4 separate regions of the Mus musculus genome follow, and all the other regions are linked to region 1. The links are chromatin loops, found by intact Hi-C in ENCODE. Cell type or tissue: heart. All regions are shown on one strand.

Region 1 (5,000 bases):
ACACTCAGCCTCACAAGCCAAATGTAGCATATACTGAGGGTTCTGATGTCTGTGTGGGAAGCCGAGGCAGGAGGATCGAAAGTTCTCTTCATGCCTGAGCAGTTTAGTGAGATTCTGTCTCAAATTAAAAATCATACCAAAAATTAAACGAAGCTGGAGATGTGGCTCGGGGGTACAAAGCCAACCTAGCATGTTTTCTCTGCCGAGTTGCAAACCATAAATATATATGCACCTGTGTGGGTATCTCTGTGCATACATGATTGTATGTTTATGCATATATGTATCTATGAATGTACAGATGTTCATGTGTGTAGTATGTGCATGTGAATACATGTGTGAATATGTGCATGTCCTTGCTGATATGCAAGACTGTATCATATCGCTATTTCATCAGCTTCCTGTTCACATGTCATCAAGGCCACACACAAGATATGATTTTCACAGTATAATGAGAAAAGTAGAAAAATCAAGTTAAGGTAGTGTTTGAGCAAACCACTTGCTTAAACAATGATTCTTTCATCATTTTGTACAACACTGAGCTTCCCTTTGTAGTAAGAACAGCTGTAAAGATTGGTAGAGAAGGCAGTTTCCCCTCACCTCACCAAATGTGAAAACTGACATTTTAAGGGGGTGACTGGCAAATGTTTTGGTTGGATTGGTCTGAGAACATGAAAGTTAACAGGTCTGTAAATGTACTGTTTCGAATCAGGTAGCTGTTGGTGCAGTCTCAAAAGTTCCCTCCTGCTTCTGAAGCATGCAGGTCACTATTCCTACTGGCTTTTTAAAATAGAGATATAGCTGACTCTTGTTCCAGGATATTAGCACTAGCTACCAGCCTACAGTTCCTTCTCTTCCATACCAACACTGACTGTCTAGGCATGCTATGCACATATTCACACACGTATATGCATGCACATACCACACACACACAAAACACATCGAACATCCATACATTCACAGATACATACATGCATAAACACTATGCTAGATGCCAGCATAGTGACAGAAAAGTGAGCATTTTCCAACATTACTGTCCCTGTAACATTACCGTTCCCTTAACATTACTATCCCTTTACTGACTGTGGATTTTTGCTCCCAACATGTATCAATGGGAGGATGATCGGAGGCAAGACTAACTATGAAAGTGCTCCCACCTCACCAGGACCACTGCTCAACTGTTTCCACGCAGTAACTGTACATTTATGGGTCTCATGAAATCCAAGCAAGTGATGAAAACCAATCTTCCACTGCCCGTGATGAGGTGAAAGTCATTCCCCAACAAGGTGGCTGACAAGGTCCTTAGTTTCAGTTTTGGTAACTTCAGTGGCCTTCTGGGATCAGCTCTAGATCTCCCCTGGGCCTTGGTTTCCCAATCTGCCCAGTTCCTATTCTTTCCTCTGGTTTCTTTCAGCCAGTGTTCTACAGAATTAGACCGGCTTGCCCTAAACCAGCAACACCACTTTTCTGGCTTTAGCTGAAGGTGGGCTGCGATGCTTTCATGATTGATGATGATGATTTCCGAGGACGGGAAGGCCATCAAGCGCCCTTTGGGAAAACCCATTGGCAGTGTGGAGGTGAGACCTGGCTTCAAGAGAGGGAACTATTGTACCAGCTTACTTGTTTCTCAGGCCAGGCTGTGATGGGCCAATCATTCAAATCTGGGCTTTGAAAACTCTGATGAGCTCTTTTGCCAAGAAAGCCAAAGGAGATTTAAATATTCATTAGCAACAGTGACTAATCCCTACACATCCCAATCAACCTAGATTAAGGCTTGTGCCAATTTAAAACTGGTCTGTTTCTTTTCTTCCTATTTTCCCAACCCCAGTGAGGAATAAAATAAAAACAGCACCAAAGTAGATTCAAAGGATGACTGAGACAAAAGAAGTCTTAATGAGGAGTCTAGAAATTGCATTTCCAGAGACCCCATATCATGAGGATCTGTACACAGATGATGGGGGTTTAGCATGCTCTCTACTAACATACAAAAGACAACTTTGGTCCAAATGCTAACACTTAGTTTCTCTTGCAATACTGGTTTCTGTAGCTTGACTGCTTGTGTGTGTGCATGTGTGTGTGTGTGTGTACTATTTGAAAATTTGCTTTAGTTCAATAATGATGTAGGCTTTATTCTACTGTATTCTGGGTCCTGTCCTACAGACTTCTGGCCCATCATAGATGCATGGTATAGTGGGACTTGGAGGTCATTAGAAACAGGACACCTGGCTTGGAGCTTCCTGGTGGGCCGTGTGTGTTTCTCCCTTATGACAGCTGACACATTTATTTGTGCTAAGTGTAAGAGGAGCTTCTGCAGGCCTGCTAACTTGATACTCTTGGTATACAGGGTGAGGGCACAGGTTGCACAACCGTCCCTGTCCCCACTTACTGGTCTGAGAATGACCATCTAGGAGAATATGGTAAGTGTGCTGTTTATGAAGACTGAGCCAATCAGGGCAGGGCCCAGGAGACATTCAACAAGTAGGCTCTAAGATGGTAGGGGAGGGGTTCTAGGTTCCAACAGGCCAGAGAATGTTCTTCAATTTACCTTCAGTGTGTGAGTATGTATGTGTATTCTCATGTTTCTATGGATACATGTACAGATGCACATGGAAGGCAGAAGTCAACTTGGATGTTGTCCCTCAGGTAACTTACTTTATATGACCGAACCTAACTAGGACCTGGGGCTCACTGACTAGACTAGACTGGCTGGCCAGCAAGCCCCAGAATTTGCCTGTCTCTATTTCTTTATATTGGGATTATCATTGCCAGTGTTTTGTTTTGTTTTAACATGGGTGCTGGAGATCAAACTTAGTTCCCTATGTGTGTGCACAGTAAGAACTTTACCAACTGAATTATCCATTCCTAGCTCACTCTTTCTTTCTTTCTTTCTTTCTTTCCTTCCTTCCTTCCTTCCTTTCTTTTGTTTTGTTTGTTTGATTTTGGTTTTCCAGACAGCGTTTCTCGGTGTAACCCCAACTGTCCTGGAACTCACTCTGTAGACCAGGCTGACCTTGAACTCTGAAATCGCCTACCTCTGCCTCCTGAGTGCTGAGATTAAAGGTGTGTGACACCTCTAGCTGGAGCAGTGCTGGAGCGCTCCCCCTGGTGGTGAAGATAAGGTAGAGCCAGCAGGCTGACCAGCTCAACTACCACCCAGGCCCAGATCCAGGACTCTGAATTGGCCCATCTCAAAACCTGTATCATCTGTGGAAGGCTGAGACCCATGAAAAGGCCAGCCCTGCTGTTCTAAATCTACAGGATCTCCAGCACACAGGGAAACAACAGGATATTGGGGAGGAGTCCTGATGAGGGTCCAATATTGATAGTATCACAGAAACCGGGTATCTCAAGCAATGAACACTCTCAAGTGAAGATGTGCAGGCAGAGAGGTACACTGTGAGGAACACTGTGACACACTACAGCTTTCACGATGAGACGCCTTCTATGCTTTGTTTTGTTGTTGATGTTGTTGTTGATGGTGGTGGTGGTGGTGGTGTGTGTGTGTGTGTGTGTGTGTAAAGGGACAGGGAGAGGAGCAGGACTGCACTGCATGATGGGAAAGTCACAACAAATCTATAAAGGTTTAAAAGAAAAACAACAACAACAACAACAAACCCAAAACCACCAGAAAGGTGTGTGCCACCACCGCCCAGAAAAACAGAAATTATAAATATTATTTTACCTTAAATTTAACCATTGACTTAATGTATTGTTTTGATCCAAGACAAGCCAAACACAAGAGGGCAGTTGGCAGTCAGTAGCTACCACTACTTTATATTCTGCACTGCTGTTTTCTGTTTGCTTTCCTAAGTCATTTATTTCTACCATGTCAACTGCAGCCCCTTGATCTCTGAATGGCAGTCCTGAGGGACAGATGCAGTGGGTTTGGAGATAGAGTTATTCCTGGGGCTCAGCAGGCCATGTGTAGAAAATATTGGGGGTGGGAAGGAAGCTGTTAAGATCAGCTGTTAATTTTTTGTTTATTTTTACTATGTGTTTTTATATGTATGGATGTTTGACAGGCAGGCATACTACTGCATCACGTATATGCAGTGCCCACAGAGGCCACAGGAGGGCATCAGATCTCCTGGGACTGGAATTAACAGAAGGTTGAGACAACAGGTGGGTCCTGGGAATTGAACCCAGGTTCTCAGGAAGAAAAGTCGGTGTGCTTAACCTCTTTGCAATCTCTCTGCCCCCTTAACTTTTTAGAAGTTTGGGGCTTTATCAAACGACTCATTAAAATTGCGAGAATGCAACCTCTTGGTGCTAGAGAGACCAACGTTTTCCTTCCACTGCTCAGGTACTTGGCAACAAGTACCTTTACCAACTGAGCCATTTCACCAGCTCATTAGTAACTTTTAAACTGTTGTTATTCTGAGTCTGTACATAATTAAGCATACTGGTAATTTACATGGGGATCATGGGTGTCAGGTGTTACAAACCTAGACAGGATTTAAAGTATACGGGCATATATGTTCATAGATTTTTATATGCAAATATTCTTTAACATTATAAAAGGAACTTGGGCATCCACAGATTCTGGTATCCAAAAGGAATGCCTGGTGGCTACTAAAGTGTACCAAATATCTGAAATGGGTCTCATCCTTACAGCCTACTAGTCCACCTTCTCCTTCCAATACAAATTGAACCTAGTCATACTCTCTTGTGAGCTTGAATTCTGGACCCATCTCCTTAGAGGAACAAAGAGAGTTTGCAGAGGGAAAGGAATGCTTAATGCAACTGATGAATTCTTTACAGACTAAAATTACTGTGGCATTTGCATTTTTAATTATGGAACAGAACTCTGAAAACCTAGAAGCAAGGGTAGAACACAGAGACCCCAAATTCAAACAGACAGCAAGCCAGCCATGCATTTGTTAAGTAGGCATTACTACCTTGGCGACTGTGGCCATGCCCACAGAAGAAAGATGTGGACACCATTATAAAGGTGGACAATAGGTTTAACTGGATTGTGGCCAGCCTTCCCTGGTCCCCAAAGG
Region 2 (5,000 bases), 770 kb before region 1:
TCCCCTCCTCCTTTTTTTTTTTTTTTTTGCAAGTGTATATGAGGTGATGTCACACAAGAAGTTGGAAAATGTCCACAGGTGGAACGATTGAGACATGAAAATGAGCAAAATCCCAATCCAGGACCTGATCTGCTTCCTCCTCAGCATGGCTGATGAATGTTTGTTACCACACCACCTCTGATGACTAGGACTACTCAGAGGACTTCATTCTGTCACACAGTTACCTGGTCATACTTTCCTGGTCAGAAATCGGTAAATGTGAGCTTATTGAAATCTAAGAATACTTTATTTTGAAGGGAAGCATGTGTTGCCAGAGTTTCTTGAAAATATCTCCTATAGCAGATTGTCAAGATGTAAAAAGATATACAACAACACAGTTTCAAAGTTATTTACACTATTAGCACTATAATAATCACTACAAAGAATATTAATAAGTCTGGTGTGGCTCAGTGATGGAGCCCTTACCTAGCATGCATGAAGCCCTAGATTTGACCCCCAGAACTTCCAAACAACAACATATTTGAAACAATGCCCTGTTTTCTAGAAGGCACTGGAACACTATTAATTCTACAATCTAGCGGTTGGGGATTTAGCCCAAGGTAGAGCCCTGGGTTCAGTCCTCTGCTTCCAAAGGGGGGGAGGGGAGACAAAATAAAAGTCAACCCAATGCTGGGACTTGAATAAACTGGAATCAGAATGCAGGCCTGTATGTCAATCATTCACAGATGCATCCTCTGTCTATAGGTTTCTGTTAATTCACTAGACAATGAATAAAGCTGAATAAAGTAGAAATCTTGATAGCCTGACTATGGAAATCTGGTTGTCACCACACTACAAAATCAACAGATTTCTGAATCCTTTGTGCATGTGGGAATGTTTTCATATCACTCTGTTCTCTACAAAAGAATAAAAGTATGAAACAGAGCAGCTTTCACCATTCAAAATGTCTCCAACACGGCTAAGTTCAAAGTAAGAATTGGCCCATGTCTTCATCAAGATTACTATTCAAGCTCAAACTGGAGACCTAACTCCCTTAAAGTACTTCAGAGTGAAATCATATGGGATCATGTGGGCAAGACACTAAGAGGTTGTCCTGGATGTGGAGAGCATTGAGCTATGAAGTCCACCTCATACAATGCAAAAGCAGAAATACCACATCTACAACCAGGATTTCCATTTAAAGTGTATGGGCATCATTTAGATGGTCTCTACAGTAAAATGTTACTGGGATAATGAAACTTTTCATAGACCAATATTTAGTAACTTCAAGTTGAAAGAGACAGACAGGTAAGGCAGATTGACTCTAACCCGATACACACCTAAATTCTCATTGCATTTATGCATTTTAAAAAGTCATATTCATAAACATGTCCACAATTAACCTAATATTTGAAACTCTTGCTTAAGCTCAGCACACTAGCAAATGTCTGCACTTGGGAGGCAGAGACAGGTGGATCTCTAAGATCAAAGCCACCCAGAACAACAAAATGAGTTCCAGGACATCTGGGGCTACATAGTGAGACCCTGTTGCAAACAAATTATCAAACAATCAACCAACCAAACAAAATAGCGATAATAACAAACCCTTTAATTCACTTGCTTTTTTCATGTCAAACTCGATACAATCTTTCAGATCAGAGTGCTGGAGTAGCTCCTGCCACAGAGCTATAGTCCCCAGCCATGAGAAATCTTCTAAAAATCATTAAATGCGCCACAGATTTGTTTAAAAAACACCCGACTCCACCATCTGCAGATCATGTATACTGGTGACCCACAATACTTAAGAAAACACAAGCCTTTTCTCAAAACCCTTTCCAGAAAGAACCACACACCACACATTTCTTAACAAAAGATTTCCCAAACCAAACGTGTCAACAGAAGGAGGACAAACATTTAAACACAGCCTGACATATTGGGTGAACTCAGCCACTTGTAACTTCATTTCCACACCACTCACAATTGAGCTCATCCGGACCCGCTCATTTACTTTCTCAGCACGGATACTCATGACCACTAGATGGTGCTATGGCGCCCTGTTCAAACTCCCTCACTTACTTGCAGTCTCTGTCCTCCAAATCGAAATGTGGGTTGAAGTTGATCATGATTCTCTGGTAGGGTTCCGGAGCTTGGATTAGCCATTCACACTTCTCACTTGGATGGTAAGAATGAGGGTAACCGGGAGATGTGAGGTACCCTGGGTTTTCGATTTTTATGGTCCCGCCACATTTGTCTGCAACAAAAATGACATGTTAGCAGATCTCTTCCCTGCAACCAGTTGAGTCTTCTAGCTTTACATGTGTATTGACAATTAGCAAACATTCTGTCAGTTAAGAGAACTCCAAAGTGTCCCCCATAAACCCTCCGTGTGACCCTAGACACAAAGTACACCACACCACTAAGGAACACTCTTTAATCTGCAGGAGCACCACATCCACAGAAAGCCTACTGTGATCTGAGATGCTTTTCCCTCACACCCAAACTTCCTTCCAAAGAAAGAGGTCTTCTAGCATTAAAAACATTAAACCCCCTCAATTGATGTTAACACAGCCCCCTGGGAGCTCCTGCTAGACTTAATTATCTTCCAAGAAGTGTAATCACATTAAGGAACCGCTCTAAGTGGAAGGTGCCTAAAAGATGCTGTGCCACTCCTTGCAAGTGGCTTTTTGATGATAAGCCTGGTCAGTGTCATTGACCAGTGGGGACTGTCTTCCAGGACTTTGATTGGCCTGAAGCCTAACCTCCTTTTGTTGTTGTTTTATCTGCCTGTAAATCTAAGTGATTTTGAGTTATCTCTGCTTTTGAGACTCAAATCAGCAGAGAACAAAGTGCAGCTGGTGATGCAGAAAGAACTCGGCTTTACTTATCCAAGTTGTTCAGCCTTGGAGACCAGATCAAAGCAATGGGGCAGAAAGAAAAATAAATAGCCACACAGCATTAATTCTAATTACTAAATGTTAGGGGAAGCCTCGGCCACTGAGGTCTGGGTATCACAGATGGTGAGCTATGTCTTCACATCCCAGGAAAGAAAAGCTCTCCAGTTTTCAACCTTTACTGAAAAACAAACCACCACCACTACAAAACCTCAAATGCTGGAGTGACTCTCTAATAGCTAAATAAACCAGACTCTGGGCTGGTTTACAATTCAGCATAGATCGCTACTGTCACTCTCTATTATGGGTTTCGCACAGGAGAGCCACAGCCTGCAAATGCCACCCCATTTATTGATGCTTAATTTTAGGCAATAAAAATTTGGTGCATAAACTATGTAGGAAGTACAGGTATGAAATATTGAAATGTATAAGCCTATCAATCACAAACATCCAGTAATGGTATATATAGATTTTAATATTACATCTAATAGATTCCCTGTGGAAAGAGAATGGCATTCTTTGCTCTCAGCATGAATTTATAAATCTAAGGAATTTTATTACAGGAAAACCAGGTCAAATGGAAATGAAAGATGAAGTGCACATCAAAAATGCATAAAGCTACATGCATTACAGAAGTCATTTCCCATAAATTAAAAAGAAGACAATATAAATTATGTTGTTTTCTCCAATTGCTAGATGTTTCTGGCTGTTTCTTAGATTGGAGTGGGTTGGTCCTACAGATTCGCTTCCCATTGGTTTTTAAAAGCTTTAGGTCTTCAAGAAGAACTAATGTTGCAACCAACGCTCAGAATCTCAGCTAATGACGTTAGCCAGCTCAGTGGTGTGATTCTGCAGAGGCTCTGGCATTATTTTGTTTTGTGCAGAAATCTTGGAGAGTGACCCCCTCAGCCCCACCCCCCAGCTCATTAAGTCACTCCAGCTCTGTGTAGCCACCATGGCATCTGTTAGGAGAGAGAAATAAAACAGTCGACAGATAGTCACTTCAGAAGACAGTGAGGTGGGGTTGGTACCATACCAGAGCACTTTAATCTGTGACTTCTGAGAAAGTGACAGTGTAATAAGATAATGTGGACTGCTGGACTCCCACACTCTGTTCAGTCTCTCTAACACTTGATTAGGAGAGAGCGATTCCTAATGACTGTGGACCATTAGTCCTAAATAAGGTTAATGAATTAATTTAGTAGACACTTACTGGGAGGAGGTGGATATGGTTTTAAGAGGACTAGAGAGTTACTGAGTCATGTGCCAGCCCTGGCCACCTCAAGCATAGCAATAAGGTTTCAGTTGAGTGGAGTCCAGATTCTCAGCATCCCCCACATTTCTGCTAAGAAAATTAAAAAGTGTGTGTGTGTGTGTGTGTGTGTGTGTGTGTGTTGTTCAGTACCACACAAGTCTTAATGCTCTTCACATTGGTTATTATGACCATCTTTTGGGTACCCCAACATGGCTCTAACCCAGTGTTGTTCTCTATCTGTGGGTTTCAACCCCTTTGGCAAGCCTCTTTCTCCAAAAATATTTACATTACGATTTATAACAGTAGCAAAACTACAGCTATGAAGTAGCAACAAAAATAATTTTATGGTTGGGGGTCACCACAGCATGAACTGTACTAAAAGGGTTGCAGCATTAGGAAAGTTGAGGGCCTCCACTCCATCCTTACGCATTATGAAGGATAACCGTTTGAGTTCTAAACATTTGAGTTCTTTCTGTTAGAGGAAAAAGATATTTCATTCCCTGCCAGAGTATAGAAGCACTCCACCAACTCAGGTTCATTAACAAATTGAACTCCACATTCATGATTTTTTGAGTGTTTGGCTTCCCTTCCAGAGTATATAGGAAGATGCCGCCAACTCGAATTCATTAATAAATTGAATTCCAGCCGTGTTCACAAAAATTTTGCATATCTTTTGAGAACACTGCTTGGTACCTGTTGGGGGAGATCTATAGTTGAAATCACAAAACCTGGGGAAAGCACATTAAGGAGATTAACTTCTATCATAAAGGAGTGATTTAAATTCTTCCTGGTAGAGCCCTCCGCTCAGCTCTTATTAAAACAATATACTACAATAAGTGGTAGATGCACTTTTCTCCTAATTACTTTGATTGAAA
Region 3 (5,000 bases), 150 kb after region 1:
ATGGTAAATACAGATTTAAAAAAAAAATCCTGGAAACATCATATCACGTGACATCAATTGGGATGGGGCTACTATTGCTGGGTGATGCCCTTCCTGTGAGGAACTTAGAGAGGTCAGATCCGCAGAGAGGATGGGAGAAGAGAGGACCCTTGCTTAATAGGCTCAGAATGACAGTTGTGTAAGATGACAGAGCTCTGGGGATAGAAGGTGCATGATGTAATGTCCCTGAACTCTACCCCAAAATGGTCAAGCTAGTAAACATTATACTCTGCATATTTTACTGCAATTTGAAAATAACAGAATATGGGCTGGGAATATAGCTCAGTTGGTAGAGTGCTTGCCTAGCATGCACAAAACCCTCAGTTCGATCCCCAGCACTGCACGTAACCAGGTGAAGTGGTGCAGACCCATTCTAGCACTTGAGAAGTGGAAGCAGGAGGGTTGAAAGTCAACATCTGATACAACATCAGCTGTGCTTCCTCCGTAGTTATTTGCTGTACATTGCCCATGTGGCTAGAAGGACAGAGATGCTTCTCAGGGAAGAAAGCCCTTTTCCTGGTTACTTGTGCTATATGGAAACAAAGCAGAATGCCGCTTACAGAAGCGTTACTTCTTACAGAACTCACACCTGCAGAACATGGGAACGGAGATGGCTTGCTGGCTAAGAGTACGCACTGCTCTTTCAGAAGACTTGAATTCAGCTCTCATGAGATCACAACTACCTTCAACCCAGCTCCAGAAGATCAGACACACTTTCTCCACTTGCCATACACCACCCCTGCCCATGCCATATGAATAAAAATAAAAGCAAAATCTTAAAAATCAGATCTAAAATAAAGAATTACACGTTTCCTCAATAAAAATTATGGCTACTTTTTGTTTTTTATTTTATTTCCTCTTGAGTCTGAATAGCAGGGACTCTGGAAATAAAAGATATTGAGATCACAGGTGAGGTCATGGTAGATGGTAGTACATTATAAAAAAACAATTTCAAGTGAATAAACTCTTAAAAGTCAACTGGAATGTAGGTCTGTTGATAAAGTGCCTGCCTGGCATGTACAAAGCCTGGTGTTTGATCCCAACCACTGCAAAAGTAAAAGGGAAAGAGAAGAAAAGGGATGGGTAGAAAGGAGGAGGGAGAAGGGAGGAGGTAGGAAGAGGGATGAGGGTGGGGGAAAGGGAGGAGGAAGGGAGGGAGGGAAAGAGAGAATAAACAAAGCTGGTGCTTTGATGACGCCCACTATTTTTGACTTAGGACCTTCTCAGTGAGGGAAATATGAAGAAAGTTTAGAGGCAGGTACTGATTTTGACTCTCACCGAACAAACCTCTGGGAAGGCTATGTATGGAAGACACTAGCTCGAAGCACATGATAAAAAGAAACTCAGTAACCTCACCATAACTCCTCTCTCTGTTCAGGTAAGACACAAACCACAGTCAGCAAGATTTACCCCTAATGTGCTGTTCCAGCAAGTTGTACCTTGGGGAATACTCTACTTAAAAATGAGCCCTTCACATCCTGAACCCTATAATTGGGCTACTGCCGCCGTTCCTGGGATAATCGGTATGAGATACCGTCTCAAAACCAAACAAACAACAAAACGAAATGAGTTAGGAATAATAGCAACAGCAGCAGTGGCCGGTGTCCACCTAACCTCTGATTAGAAACAGTGAGTGGCTTGTGATTCTGGACCATGTGTGTGGTAGAAAAGTAATACCCAGGGATTGGTGTGCAGAGCTAAACACTGAGGGCGGATTCCACCATGCACTCTACTTTCCACTATTAATGCATCTCTAGCATGACCAGGGGGCCGCAAAGGGGATGTGTATGAGCCTTTGAGAAATTTATTTGGGGTATCATGTGTGGGTTATATATACGATGGTCAGCAAACCTGAGCATACTCAGTACTAAAGAGGATGCTTAAAGCAAAGCACTCTATTCAGTTCCTAAGTCATTTTCTGAATGTAGACAAACTTGCTAGCCTAGGCTAGACCCTTCAGCATGAAGTTCCCAGGACAAAATCCAGACTACCCTTTCACGAAGTCCACTGGGGTGGAGCCCACTCATCATGAGGTCAGCACCAGGCATCAAACAGTGGTGGCCCTGCTCTAACTGCTGATGAAAGCGTATCTCACAGTTATTAAAGTCATCATGGATGCTAGGCCTAGGTTTGGGAAAAAACCCACATTCGCCAGCTCTGCATCAGAATCCGTTATCGACAGATGAGGGCGAAACGGTTTCTTTTTCTGCCTGGAGGCTTTTTGTCAGAGGGTTGGATTTTACGCACTCGAGTGACTGTGTTAATGTACAAGTGGTCTTAAGAGTACAGCTGACAGGGTGGGAAAAAAGTAGAGCTTAGATGTGTCAAGGGATAGAAGGCACCCCCTTCAGTGGCTGTCTCCTGCATGAGGCACTGAGAGATTCAGCAACAGGAACTTGGGGACAGTACTGGGTTGGGCCACACTTGGGGACAGTACCCAGTTGGGTCATACCAACTTCCTTCACTGTGGGTGAGCTTCAGCAGGGACTGCCCAGAGGAGCAGTCAAAGTTAATTTTTAACTGTAAGTGCTGACAGGCAGCTGCTCAGTGGTTTGGCTGCTCATTTGCAAGTCCACACCCCTAGGGAGGGCATGCCAAACCAAGCCTGGCCAGAGAGTGATCAACCTTCCTTCATTACAGCCAGGGCGGCTCAGTGGCAGGATTGCAGACGTGACAACTTCTACTTTGCCACCACACTCCAATCAATGTCCAGGAGCTGCTGTATTGCCCAGGGAACGCTTCACAGGTGAACGGGTGGGGATGTGTCTCTGCTGGGAGGGGCTTTCCTAGCAGGGCCAAGCCCAGGGGCTTATCGTCAGCCCTGAAGAGAACCTGGTTTGTTGGTTGGGACATGCCTGTCTCTTAGTACTCCCAGATGGAAGCAGCAGGCTCTGAAGGTCAAAGTCCTAGGTTACATAGTGGTTACATAGTAAGTTTCAAGACAGCTGGGCTATAGAAGCCCTGCCTTAGACTAACAAACAACAACAAAACGAGGACAATTTCAGTCTACTAGCACCCATGATTGTTTTCTTATAAGTAACTATATCAGAATCAACCCTCCGAGAGAGAAAGATGACATCATCTGTAATTGCAAAACAGGAAAAAGGCTTTGGAGCATGTAGTCCAGTGGTGGAGAAGGTGCCTGCCAGACTCAGGGCTATTCCAGAACTAAGCATAAAAACTACTCCCCACCCTCTGGAATTAAAAAAAAAAAAAAGTGAAATTCTTGAGGTTTAAAAGTTCACCTTGAGATGTGGTTCCCACCAGTTATGAGGATAGGGAATGGCTAAGAGTTGCCGAATAAACAGACAGTGGCTAGACACAGAACCAGGACCTCATACATGGTAGAAAAAAATGCTCCAGCACTTAGCCACCTCCCTGGACCCTAAAGGTGAGGCTTGAAGATTCCAGAGAGAACCTCAGCAGGAGACGTGCTGAGTACAGCAGCTTGTCGTGGGCGGAGCCTGAGAGGAGCAACATGCTCTTCTGCACAGTCAGCATCAGGTGGGCAGGCAGAGACAGCCAAGGTAGAATTATCCCTGGGGGAAGGAGTGCAGACAGGTTCTGAGCAGCAGGCAAGGATGACTGTATACTTGTTTCGAGAGCGAAGAACAGAAGAGGTGGAGAACGGTCTGAGGTGCAGGAAAGTGCACGTAAGGAATGGGGTAAATGGCTGGTAGCATTGTGACTGGCACCAGAGCTCTGTGGGACTATCCTGAACAGTAGGAAGAGAATGAGCAGGCTGTGCTTACCGTCAGTGTTGGTGAAGGGATTCTGTCATCACATGAAGGACAGTCACTTAGGAGAGGAGGTATGTTTGATTCAGTAACAAGAGCCTTATGCTCAGTTTTGGAGGATGGGCTGGGGAAGTGTAAGCAAACAGCAGAGTGCTTGCCTAGCGAGCAGGAAGCCTTGGGTTCTATCCCAGAAAAGGGCTGGGTGGGGGAGGAAAGAAAAGAATAACTTGGGGATAACAAAAGAGCTCGGAGGCATAGAGAGAAAACAGTGAGGAAATCAGGCAGAAACGAAACTGGTCAGGACCAAAGGGCACAAACTCCTGTAGCTCAGAGCTAGAACAGGAACACTTGCTTTGGCAGCACACACAATAGCGTTGGGGTGGATTTCACCGCAGCTGTGGCCCATGCACAGGTCCGGCAGCATGGTCCCCAAAAGAGACAAAATGGCTGGCCAGCTTGGCACCTGGCTGGATTTCAGTGTGCACCACCCCCACTTCACAGAGTGATTTGGCAAGTTAAGTCACTTATTGAGCCCCGGTGTTGTTAGTCTCTCTACCCATAAAATGCAGCTAAAAATAGCACCTTCTAGGATTATGGCGAGGATTACATGGGTTAGGGAAAATAATGTTCTCAGCAGATGTACACCAGTTTCAGCAGGCAATGGCCGCTAAATGCCAGCTGCAGCAGGCTGCCCAAGGAAAGTTCTTCCCGTAAAGAAGTCATGGCCTGCATGTGCCCTACAAAGCCAGAAACAGGACCCAGGAGCAGTGCTGTCACCAAACAGAAACGAGCAATGAGTAGAAGGAATGACAGGAGGACAGGTGTTCGCAGTCCACTCAGCCCAGCCCATCTGTTACTATGGAGACCAAGAATATGATGTCATCTTTCTCTTCCTGAGATAAGGGGGGGTCCTGTAGTGTAGGGTGACTTTGACCTTCCTATCCTTCAGCCTTCATCCCCACCCCACCCCCGCCCTCCACTCCCAGTAATAGGTCTACATGTATGCTCAATCGATACAGTGTGGGCCCACAGAGCCACATCCCTGGATCCCCTTAGTTTTCTTTTGCAAAGACAGAAAATAGTTACATAAGGAGAGATAGAGAGCCTGGGGGTGGGGAGCAGTTAATCACAATATAAATATTATAAATATTATGGAAAGAGAGGGTAAGGAGGTGTGGCTGTCATCGCCCTGTCAAACCACACCTCATTTAGGAGTGCCTGAAG
Region 4 (5,000 bases), 400 kb after region 1:
AAAGAAGATGAGGTATCGAACTTAAAGTTCAAGATTTAAAAATCTCGAATAGCAAGCAGTCCCTCCCTGTCTCAGGTCTCAATTAGTAGCCAAAGCCTGGGCCTCTTTTTATCAACAAAGAACTGGTAAGGGACAACGGTGGCTCCAAATCATGGGATGACATAAGCCCTGGAAACAACCTGAAAGCAACAACGGAAACGGGAGAGTGGGGGTTGTAAGAAATGACCCACGAATTACCAAGTAATGAGGTCTGTACTTATTCACTAATTACTAAGACTGTTGAGAAGAATTGGTCTCTATTCACTGATACAGAAACACATCTGAGACATAGCAGAGAATAGCACTATCTAGCAAGAAGCTATCTGCAGGTCAGTGTGCTTAAAATGCTCATGTGGGTGCAGAAGATTGTAGATGGATGGAGAAGCAAACGCCAAACAAATGCAAAACAAAAAACAAAACAAAACAAAACAAAGCAAAGTTAAAAAAACAAAACAAACAAACAAAACATGGTCTCTTCCCTTCATGGGTGTGGCTCAGGGCACTCTACTTACTTAACACTTTACATATTTTTTTCTAGTTTCTCTCCACCACCATGAACTCCTGTAATAATAAATTAAGACTGTGCGGGTCCCACAGGAGTGGAAACTCCTGAGGGTAGTCACAAGGTCCACAAATGACTGTTTAGTGATAAGCACAGGATCGTTCGAGGCAAATGTGTTCTTTCCTGAACAGGGCATGGCTGTAGACAGAAACAACTCATCACCTGGAGACTTGTCTGCATCCCCACAGACACTCAGAGCCTCACAGACTAAAAGAAGCCGCAACCCGCCTTCACGAGAATCAAGAGCCTTTTTAATCTGTTAGGATGAGCTCTAGTAAAGAGTAAGCCTATAGTGAACAAAAGGATTCTCTTACTCCTCTCCCACACACACCTCTACTTCATCTTCTCCTTTCCACCCTGTGCAAGCCTCTCACAAACACCACCTCCCAGCCTCACGCTAACTCCCAGCTGAGCTCCACCACAACAGTGTTCTAGTTCTCAGTCAGCGCTGGCGGCTGTCTTCCAAATATCATCACCCAGTCTGTGAGGGCCAGTGGTGAGAGTCCATAAGTATAAGTTAACCGGGGCAGCCACTGGACATGGAGGAGCCTGACAACTGAAGGTCAAACGGGCCCGCACTGCCTCTCAGTCAGTCAGTCAGCACAGCTGAAGTTAACATGCCAGGTCCCATTAAAATGAATATTGCCAACCAATTAGTAGAATAAATGGTTTGCCTCATAATGGGCTTTGTCTGTGTTAATTCGCCTGCGTGCTGGAGGATCTACAAGTAGAAGCAGGACCAGGTGCGATCCCAGTGCTGTGGCGGAGAACCCAGGACACAGGTGCAAGACAGGAGTCCACAGCAGTCAGAGGAAAGTCGGTCATATGTGAAAATCAGGAAGAACAAAGTAATTCTATTGTCATCCAACATAGAAACCAACATAGAGACAACTGCTTACTAAGCTAAGCATTCAAAACCCTAAATGTAGCAATAGAGGAAGTAAGGAGGGAATAATGGTACTGAAAACCAAGGGTGTGGGCAAAGCAAGCTCCACACCACTGATACAAAATAACCTTAAAAGTGTGCCCATGTGCTTTGCAGAGAGCTACAATGGCTTACATAGTAAGTGGCCTCATTTTGTGACTGCTTTGTCTCCAGAGAACGGTAAGTAAAACAACCCTGCTGGACAGGGCTCCGTGAGCACGGCTTCTCACGAGACCCATAAATTAATCGACATATCTTTTATTTGAATTCCTTTCTCATTCTTTTCTAAGGCAAAGATGAAGCCAGCTATGCACAGGCTTTTTCTTGGCTAACTCTTCCTATCTTGACATCTTGAAACAAGTCAAAGGGTGGATTTTAAAACGAAGTAAAAAAAAAAAAAAAAAACCATCACTATCAAAGGCCTGACACGCATTTTGAAGTTGTACAATGACAGTACCCACTAGCATTAAGGCTCGTTCCACCCACAAGTGTCATTCTTGATTGCAAGTGGCCCTGTGTGTGAAGCCTTACCCCAGAGCCCTGCCACGGGAATGCTGGGAATTTTCCATATCGTGTGTTTGAATTCACTGTGCTGCTTTGCCACTGGGTTTTAGGTGTTCAGTAATAATGTGCTTTGTTCTCAAAAGTGTCCCTCACACCTGCCAACTGAGAAACAAGGAGGCTCTCACAGAATGATGTGTTGTTGCGCTGCCCTCTAGTGGTAACTCAAAGCAGAGCAGAAAGGGGGGAGGACCAGGAGAAAAGGCTAAACAGAATGGGGGGAAATGATGAAGAGATCACCTCTAAAGATTTAGTAGTACCCTGTTATTCGATTGGTATAAAACAACTCTGCTGGCATGTCACTACAGACCTGTCTACTCACTTTCAAAACCTCCACGTAAGAAAAATCCAGAGTAAAATCAGCAAGCACACACGTGTATAAACATATACACAAATTAATTGCAGCTTTAAGAAAAGAGAACACTAGCAAGGGCAGGTCTACAGAACGTAACATTTGTTAAGGTGATGAGGACAGAGTGATGCTTCCTAAGACACAGTGGAGGGTGGGCAGGGAGAGAGTGGACCCTCTAGCTAGGATGTGTGCTCTAAGATGCAGCCATATTCACACAACAGTGGCACAAACTCCCACCTTGAGAGGCTGAGTAGGAAGATCACGAGTTCAAGGCCAGCCTGGGCTCCAACACAGCACATCTCAGGCCAAAGTGGGAAAAACAGCGAGAGCCTGTCTGCAAAAAGAGGAGGTGGTACAGCAGCCATTTCTCCAGGATTCAGAGCACGTAAAGAAATATCTAAATTTTCTGAAATAAATAAAACTTAACAAGCCTGAGTTGCTTTTGGAGGTTACACATCAAAAATCAAAATTAACCCATAGGTTCACACTGGCAAGATTTCCTTCGTAAAAGTCAAATCAAGTCTGTAGGGGAGGAACCAAGTAGGGTAGGTATCAAGGGGCTTTCGAAGCAGTCTCTTCTAGTCAGAACAGGCAGGCAGCGGGAACCTGGGTTCTCCAAAGACGCCTCACAATGCTGTTTGAACACTTACAGAAACCTCTATGACAACATCTTAAAATAAAATCTATCTTCACAAAACAGACCAGCTCCGTCCCGAAAGTATGCAGACGTGGGTCACTTATCATCCAGCAATAGCCTTCAACTACAGGCATACAGCGACCTCTTCTGGATCATGAAGGAAATGCCCCAACAGCAAAACAAAGGACTTCCATCTCCAGGTAAACCACAAAACTGCCCAGCCACTTCCCTCCGGGCAACAGCCACAAAATCATGTGTGAAGCTGAGCTCTAAGGATGTTTATCTTTGATTCAGAAATCAGTTATGAACCATCCAAAGACATCCTTTCCCTTGTTACCATATACATGCTTTATAAAGGTTTCTTTCACAGTTCTGAGCAGCAGGAAAGATGCATGACTTGAGTCATTTTGAAGACTGTTTATAACCACACCTAGGATCGGAACACCATTAGCATAATATCTCAGATTCTCTCTGCTCTGGAATTCTTATCTTTGGAACTAAAAATGGCCAGGCCTGAAGATAGATGAAGATTCTGCCAGAAGCATGCCTCCGGAATGGGTGTGTGTTATGAGTGCCACTCCTTTAACAAAACACAGAAAACACACACACTAGAAACCTTGTTCCTAATAGAGTAGAAAAGGGACCACACCTGAGGCAGTGAAAACCACATTCAAGCTTCCCTCACCCTGACCACTCAAAAAAGGAGCGCTGCTATGGGGGATTTTAAGGACATAAATAATAATGCATCAAGCACATGGTTTGCCTCCAATGGGCATCACATACCACATATATAAACAAAAGACAACAGGCTGTGATATTCCCTCCACAAACACTCTCACAATTCTCTTTAAGGAGCAGACGTACATTCTAACAATCCTCTTGTATAGAAATCACACACAAGCAAGCAGGTGCCAGCAGGTGTTGAGGATCCCAGGGAACTGAGCAAACCTGTTCATTTCAAGATGCAGAGACTACAGGCAAAGTGCTACACAGGCTGAACACAAGGATCCTCAAAAGATCTTCTACAAGGCCTCTGTGCTCTGGGAAGATAGAAGTTAACATAATATGGACCTTTAAAGGGGTATCTGAGGCCAGACATGGTGGTTCACGCCTGTAAATCTACCATTCGGGTGACTGAGGCAGTGGGATGGCTAGTTCAAGGCCAGTCTTGGATGTATAGACAAACCATGCCTCAAAGAAAAAAAGATCAGGAAAATGGCATTCCTATAAAGGACAATTTGACAACATCTGTCACTCTATATAACGCACCATTTCCCTTGCTAGTTAGGGAATTGTGAGATACGTTTAATACAGCACTGTTTTTAATTAAAAGAAAAAGAAGGGAATGTGATATATTTAATAAACATAAAACAGTTTCCTGATTATAAAGAGAGGCTGAGTGCATCTTGTGCTCAAGCAAGACACCCCAAATTATATGCGAAAATCGTAAAGACACTTTCGTTAAGACTACCCCTTCATTTCGTGCAGTTTTCCTATACACTTGCCATATCTGCATCATGCAAACACTTATGGTTAATTCTGTCTGATGGAGATAGAAGGGTGCTTTCGCTTCCTTGTGTTCTTCTAGGAGGTGGCCTCCTCATCAGGAATATGCTCTATCCTTAAAGGAACTCCAATACTTTGCTTATGTTGGTACTCATGCAGAAAAGCTAATGATTAGTCAAAATTAACCAAGGCCTTCCTACAGCTGTCTATCCATCTGAGACCCAGGTGACACTTTAGAGAACAAAGTTTAAAGGCAGCATCTTAGAGGAGAAATCTTGGAGATGATTGACAGTGGGTGAGGGAGGGCAGAGAGCAGAGGCATCTGCACTTGGCTGAATCTTTAAGCCTGGCTTTTACTGCCAGATCAAGGAGTCATGTGTTAGTGTGTCAGGACCCTGGGCTCTCCCAAGGTTGCATT

What was found. Peaks named below come from ENCODE experiments on the same cell type or tissue, not always from the same donor. Only the 100,000 strongest peaks of a DNase experiment are listed, where the experiment ranks them.
Region 2: it touches region 1 in a loop (5-fold over the local background); 25 of 42 quality-filtered maps call a loop at or near these places.
Region 3: a loop joins it to region 1, with 2.4 times the contacts of the local background. A loop is called at or near these places in 7 of 42 quality-filtered maps.
Region 4: a loop joins it to region 1, with 7 times the contacts of the local background. A loop is called at or near these places in 15 of 42 quality-filtered maps.

The regions. Positions count from the first base shown.
Region 1 is chr8:127,587,587-127,592,586 of GRCm38, reverse strand. All of the region lies in intron 22 of Pard3 (par-3 family cell polarity regulator), which reads right to left. Among named protein-coding and RNA genes, the nearest start is that of Gm32478, 40 kb to the left of the region's middle. In heart, CTCF peaks have their summits at 3,096 (motif pointing left) and 4,059 (motif pointing right); a DNase peak (open chromatin) is centred at 3,116.
Region 2 is chr8:128,360,449-128,365,448 of GRCm38, reverse strand. It overlaps Nrp1 (neuropilin 1), which reads right to left. Exons shown (of 17, transcript NM_008737.2): 2 at 2,056-2,230. Among named protein-coding and RNA genes, the nearest start is that of Mir1903, 3.7 kb to the right of the region's middle. In heart, CTCF peaks have their summits at 1,813 and 2,017 (motif pointing right); DNase peaks (open chromatin) are centred at 2,018 and 3,768; H3K4me3 peaks cover 3,895 bases; H3K27ac peaks cover 2,413 bases.
Region 3 is chr8:127,438,873-127,443,872 of GRCm38, reverse strand. The region is part of intron 20 of Pard3 (par-3 family cell polarity regulator); the gene reads right to left. It overlaps Gm9909 (a long non-coding RNA gene), which reads left to right. Exons shown (of 3, transcript XR_003947491.1): 3 at 1-1,126. LOC115486907 (a long non-coding RNA gene) reads left to right here and starts at 2,588. Exons shown (of 2, transcript XR_003947489.1): 1 at 2,588-2,785. In heart, no CTCF peak of the experiment used is centred here; DNase peaks (open chromatin) are centred at 2,582, 3,542 and 4,152; H3K27ac peaks cover 1,411 bases.
Region 4 is chr8:127,188,763-127,193,762 of GRCm38, reverse strand. The region is part of intron 2 of Pard3 (par-3 family cell polarity regulator); the gene reads right to left. Among named protein-coding and RNA genes, the nearest start is that of Pard3, 130 kb to the right of the region's middle. In heart, CTCF peaks have their summits at 2,255 (motif pointing left) and 3,231 (motif pointing left); a DNase peak (open chromatin) is centred at 2,122; H3K27ac peaks cover 791 bases.